Linked DNA regions of Mus musculus: region 2 is linked to region 1. A link is a loop called in an ENCODE intact Hi-C map of the cell type or tissue named here. Cell type or tissue: gastrocnemius. All regions are shown on one strand. Links, peaks and the distances in the headings refer to the core of each region. The heading gives the core; the rest is flanking DNA. Region 1 overlaps Ubl3 (ubiquitin-like 3). Region 2 has its middle 63 kb from the start of Ubl3.

Region 1 (2,802 bases), core at 278-2,777:
TCCCACCAAGTAACATCTCCTTGCAGCCTGGCTCTAAATTGATTAGGATATGAACTGTCACAGGCCTGAACTTGCAAGTGCAGAATCGCCTTTCTGTTCAGTGCTGTAATATGAACCTTTCGAGTGTTGACAGCTCTCCCCTGTGCTATTTAGAAACAAACCTTCTGCTCCTTTACATCTTAATGGTGCTTGTCAGCCCTGGAAACATCCTGCCCAGGAGGTGGGGTGGGGCACTGATGTTAGAACCCCTGCCCGGTTTCATTTGCAGTAATTCCTTCCAGACGAATGATAATTGATAACTCAATTGCCATTTGGATAAAGTCTTTTTATGGCTATAATTGTGGCTCATTTTGTGACCAGTATTTTAACACTAGTTTTAATTTTGTGAGTAGTATTTACTAAAATTTATTTTTAAACAGTAAATACATTTTTGTTTTACTGTAAAGAAAATACTTTATTCAAATTTAGAAGGATAAAGTGTGTCTGTGGTTAATGCATTTGTTGCATCTTCTATACAATAATTTGCAAGGAGCCTTCTTTTCACCATTCTGCAGTGTACACGCACACACACACACACACGTTTAGGAACCTAAGTGTATTTAAAACCTCCTGATGCTGATTTTTCTTCCTTGTTAATAGGGATTGAGTTGGAAATACATTTACTAATATCTCAGTGTAGCAACCTGTGTCTGAAAAAAACTGAAAATATTGGAGCAGAATTTCATTATAATCATATTTTAAAAGTTTCCTTTACGTTTTTAAAACTGAGTTCACAATTTGTAGTCTTCCTTGGGCCATAGCCATTGTTTGTGTCTGTGTAGTGACATGTGGGTGATAGGACTTGGGGGGCGGGGAAGACAGGCAAAGATGGTGATGAGGACGATGACCTCACTGTGCATTGGAAATGGCCTCAGCACGTGGGATGTGTTCACGCCAGTGTTTCTTCGTTTGGGAAACAACTTAGGACTTTGGACGAGAATTGCACTTTACAGCTTTAGGACATCCATTACACCAAAAAACGGGTCTGCTAACTACCTGTGAGGGGTGTGGTGGTGGTGCACACCTTTAATCCCAGTGCTCTGGAGGCAGAGGCAGGCGGATCTTGTGAGTTCAGGGCTGACCTGGTCTACAAAGTAAGTTTTAGGCTAGCCAGAGCTGTACAGTGAGACCCTGTCTCAAAAACAGAAAGCTAGAGACTATGTGCAGAGAGGCTGTATGAGACAGTGAGGTGTGCTGTTCTCTGAAGCAGCTGATGCTCGCTTGTTCGGTTGAAGAAGCAGGTGCTGATCAACAGTGTGTAGTCTGGGGGCAAATGGTATGCTGGCAATTGGTTTTTGTCAGTACATTTCATATGGTTCATAGAATGCTTCAATTGTAATGCTTGGTTTATTTCTTCTAGTCATGAAAGAAATATTTTTGGAGCCCTCTAGTGGGCAGGAAATAACTAAAATAAATTTCCTTTCCGTGTGAACTTTGATCGGTTTCCTAAGTTAACATAAAATGACGTGTGAGGAGGAGCCTTGTCAGAACAGGATCCAGAAAACAGAACTGTCACTATGGGGAAAGTGTCCTGAGACGAAATGGGGACCCCTTCCTTGCTTACAATTCCTTTATCGTTTTCTTCCTCCTGCCCCACACACTGTTTTTTTCCCTGTTGAAGTCGGGAGAGTCCTTCAAGCTCAGGAGCTGAAGTCCTGCGTGCCTGGCTGTGTGACCTGATAATAGCGCAGTCAGCACCATCTCTCTGTTGAGTGAGTCTCTGGGTGGTTTAATTTGACTGTGCATGATGGCCAGAGTTTGAGCTGAAATGGATTTTAGTTTGTTTTAGGCCCAAGTCGACTTGCCTTTCTCTGAATCCTTTTCTTCAGTGCTTGGGTGATGGTCTTACACTTGTGAGATGTGAGGACAAGTGTCCTAGATCTGCTATGTCCTCCATGGTTTTAAAATCAGAATTGGTGTTTTATAACTGCTGAGAGACATTTTGACTCATGAAGTGGTACTATGTGTGTTATTTAGAGGAAAGGAAAAGTGTCCCACACATGCTAGTAGGCAGGAGGTTTATGCTGCCTGCTTTCACTATTTGAGTATGGAAAATGTGCTGTTAAATATTAAAGCTGGAATGCCCTTCTATTAGTCTTAAATGGTGCTGACTCTGCTAGTCTTCATGACATGGAAAACTCTTTGACTTTTAAGTTCCTTTCTTCATTATAGCCTGGGCAGAAACCCTGGGTTATTTTGAACTCTTTCCTAGTTCTTGAAGGTTGTGTTTTGAAACAACCCAGTGTGATTGTTTTGAGTTGCTACTTTGTTAAAATAGGGTGTAGTGTGCTTAGTTTAACTTTCCTTGTTTCTGTCTTTTTAAGTACTGGCTATGTTGCCCAGGCTAGCTTCACACTAATAATCCTCCTGCCTCAGTCCGAGTACTGTGATTATAATGTGGTCCACCAGCCTCTCTAGCTGAGTTTTGATGGCTTAGGGCCAACATTTTGAATGCCTTCGACTCCATTCTGAGTTTACTGAAAAGACTGTAATTGCACATTTCTGTATGTAAATGCCAGGCCCTGAGGTTTCTGCCCTTTTTGGATGACTGGTTTATAAAATGAAGTGAGGCAAGTCAGTCAGAGTCTGAGAATAGAAATATTAGAACTTGCTTGTGTCTGTGTATTTTCTGGCCCCACAGGATGGGTGAGCTTTCCTACTCCGCCCACTTCACCCCCTTTCTGCTGTCTAGATTATCTGTGAATGGAGTTTGCTGAGGAAGGCGTTAGAATTCTGGGATGAGGTAGCAGAACCTTGAGCACA
Region 2 (2,802 bases), core at 132-2,631, 59 kb after region 1:
GTCATTGCGTGAAATCAGGCCCCGCCCCTTTCTTCAAAAGACACAAAGATAGAGGCTTCCCAGACCTTCAGTCAAAGTTCCGTGGGAAGTTCACCAGTGGCCTCTCTCAGGATGCCTCCCACAACTGGGCCACATCTTGGCCCCCACTCTAAAGCTGAGAGATTTGTCCCAAATGTAAGAAAATTGGGCATGATTATGTTGATCCTATAATTTTACAAGCTTTTTTTTTCTGTAGCAAATTTCTCAGGAACTTATTTTTCATGGTATATCACATCTTTTTTTTTTTTTTTTTTTTTTCTAGTAGCCTAGGCAAGGTCAGCTTTCTAAAGAAAAAAGATTTACCATGTTCACAGTCCCACAGACTCAATGGCATGGTCCCTGACATTGGCTGGGCATCAGCCAATGACAGAAGTACAAAGGAAGGCGGGGAGGGAGGGGGGAGGGAGGGGGAAAGAAGAACAAATGATGCCCCCCTCTCACCTCTGAGGGTGCACATACCTGTAACACAACATAAACACGGGCAAATGCTTATACAAATAAAGTTTAAAGAGAAGTTATTTTTCATTTAGTTAATTTACTTTACCATGCGGGGCTTGACCCCTTGTATTTAGCTGTGTCCCTGAGCTTGCCGGCTTCCTACTTATTACTGGGATGCATTCGTTTAAGCAAATGGCGACCTTGACTGCACCTCGTCTTATATACATGAGCATCTCGAGTAGATTAGGGCATTCTGCACAGTACGAGAAGAACGCTGTCAAATTCAGGAGCTACTCCCTGGAAAGGAAACCACGGGCCACCACCCCTGCTGTCGCAGCTGAGTTTGTGCTGGTTCTCTGTCACACAGCCGTGGCTTTGCTAGGGCCCCATATAAAGAGCTTCCACGTGGGCACCTTCAATACAGAGATTGTTGCCTTTGGACACTGGAGGCAAGAAGTCTGCAGTGCTCGTTTCTTCTGAGAGCCGCTAAAGAGGCTCTGCACTGGGCTTTCCTCCAAGCCCTGAGGCTAGCTGGCAGACTCTCACAGACACATGGCGCTTGCTGCTCTCCCTTCACGGTCAAACTGCGTCTCCCTGCCTGTGTCCAAATCTCTTTTTATGACACCAGTCATACTGGGTTGGGATTTACTGTGAAGTCATAGTGACTAATTACACCTTCAGTGACCCTCTTTTCAAGTGAGGGCCCGTTGGAGGTACTGGGGGTTAAGATGTCAACATATCAGCCTAAGAGCATAGGACACACTTCAGTCCTTAACACCCACGGTATCAGTTTCTGTTACCGTAATAAAATACCCTGACCACAAGTAACTTAGAGATGAGAGCATCTCTTTTGGCTTAAGTTCCAGAGGACTAAAAGTCCATTATGGTAGAAGCATGAAGGAGCAAGGAGTCAAGAGATCACACCTCCACCGCAAGCAAACTCAAGAAGCAGAGAGAGAACTGGAGGCGGGCGGGGCTATGAAATTGCAAAGCGCACCCCCTTATAGTGACGCACTTCCTCCAGCAAGGCCACACCTCCCGAAGGTTCCATTCACCCTTCCCCACCCTTCAAATCTCCACCAACCAGGGAACTGAGCCTTTGGGGGGGGGGGGCATTTTTCACTCCAGCCAACACACCTACAGGCGTTTGCTAGATGCTGAGAGACAGCAGGAGGTGAGCAGTCCATTTGCTACTCCAGCTGGGGGAACCTGCGTCTGTGTGTACAGTGAGCAGGAAAGCAGACATGCGAGCGAGGTTTTACAGGAACACAAGGAGTGACTCTCAGGGAAATGGCACTTCAAGGCTGCATAAATAATCACAACCTTTACGTTGTGTCTAAGGGAGACTTGATTAAGACTCAGTTAAAACTCAGGTGCCTGGGGTGTAAAATTATGTGGTCAGAGAGAAAGGGGAAGTCTTACACACTGTTGGGGAGAATGTGGACCGCTGATGCTATCTCCAAGGAAATTAGTATGGGAGTTTTTCAAAAGGGCTAAAAATAGAACTATTATATGACCCAGCTCTAACACTCCTAGGCATTTATCCAAAGTACCCCATGCCAACACACTACAGAGACCCCTGCTGCCGCAGTCACAATTGCTAAGAGATGGAACCAGCCTAATGCCCATCATCTGGAGAATGGATCAAACAAACAAACAAACAAACAAACAACAACAACAACAAAAAACAACAACTGGGGGTTATTCATCTGTAAAGAGGAATAAAATCATGACATTTACAGGAAAGTGGGAGGGAACGGCAGATATATACGTATTGGATCTATGTATATGTAATTTACATATATACATACATATAATGGCTGGGGAGATAGAACAATTGATCCATTACCTGCCATGCAAGCACGAGGACCTGAGTTCAGTCTTTAACACCCATGTAGAAGCTGACTGTAGCCACACATGCCAGTAATGCCAGCACTTGGGAGGCAGAGACCGGAGAATCCCTAGTTGTATGTCAACTTGACTCAAGCTACAGACATCAGGGAGGAGGGAGCCTCAACTGAGAAAATGCCTCCAGAAGAGCCCACCGTAAGCAGATAAACCTGTAATGCATTTTCTTAATTAGTGGTTTGGTGGGGTACCATTCCTTGGGCTGGTGGTCCTCGGTTCTATAAGAAAGCAGGCTGAGCAAGCCATGAGGAGCAAGTCAGTAAGCAGCACCCCACCCCCACCCATGGCCTCTGCATCAGCTCCTGCCTCCAGGTCCCTTTACTGCTCTGATTTTCCTCAGTAATGGACTGTTAACTGGAAGTTTAGGCAAAATAAACCCTTTTCTCCTCAAGTTGCTTTTGGTTGCAGCAATAGGCC

The links. Hi-C counts contacts between places; a loop is a spot of excess contacts. Peaks named below come from ENCODE experiments on the same cell type or tissue, not always from the same donor. Only the 100,000 strongest peaks of a DNase experiment are listed, where the experiment ranks them.
Region 2: a loop joins it to region 1, with 2.6 times the contacts of the local background. A loop is called at or near these places in 6 of 42 quality-filtered maps.

The regions. Positions count from the first base shown.
Region 1 is chr5:148,546,869-148,549,670 of GRCm38, reverse strand. The region is part of intron 1 of Ubl3 (ubiquitin-like 3); the gene reads left to right. Among named protein-coding and RNA genes, the nearest start is that of Ubl3, 4.5 kb to the left of the region's middle. In gastrocnemius, for the core only: a CTCF peak has its summit at 1,428 (motif pointing left); DNase peaks (open chromatin) are centred at 911 and 1,188; H3K4me3 peaks cover 550 bases; H3K27ac peaks cover 1,850 bases.
Region 2 is chr5:148,488,209-148,491,010 of GRCm38, reverse strand. No RefSeq gene overlaps it. Among named protein-coding and RNA genes, the nearest start is that of Ubl3, 63 kb to the left of the region's middle. In gastrocnemius, for the core only: no CTCF peak of the experiment used is centred there; DNase peaks (open chromatin) are centred at 402, 994, 1,535 and 2,026; H3K4me3 peaks cover 1,364 bases; H3K27ac peaks cover 1,411 bases.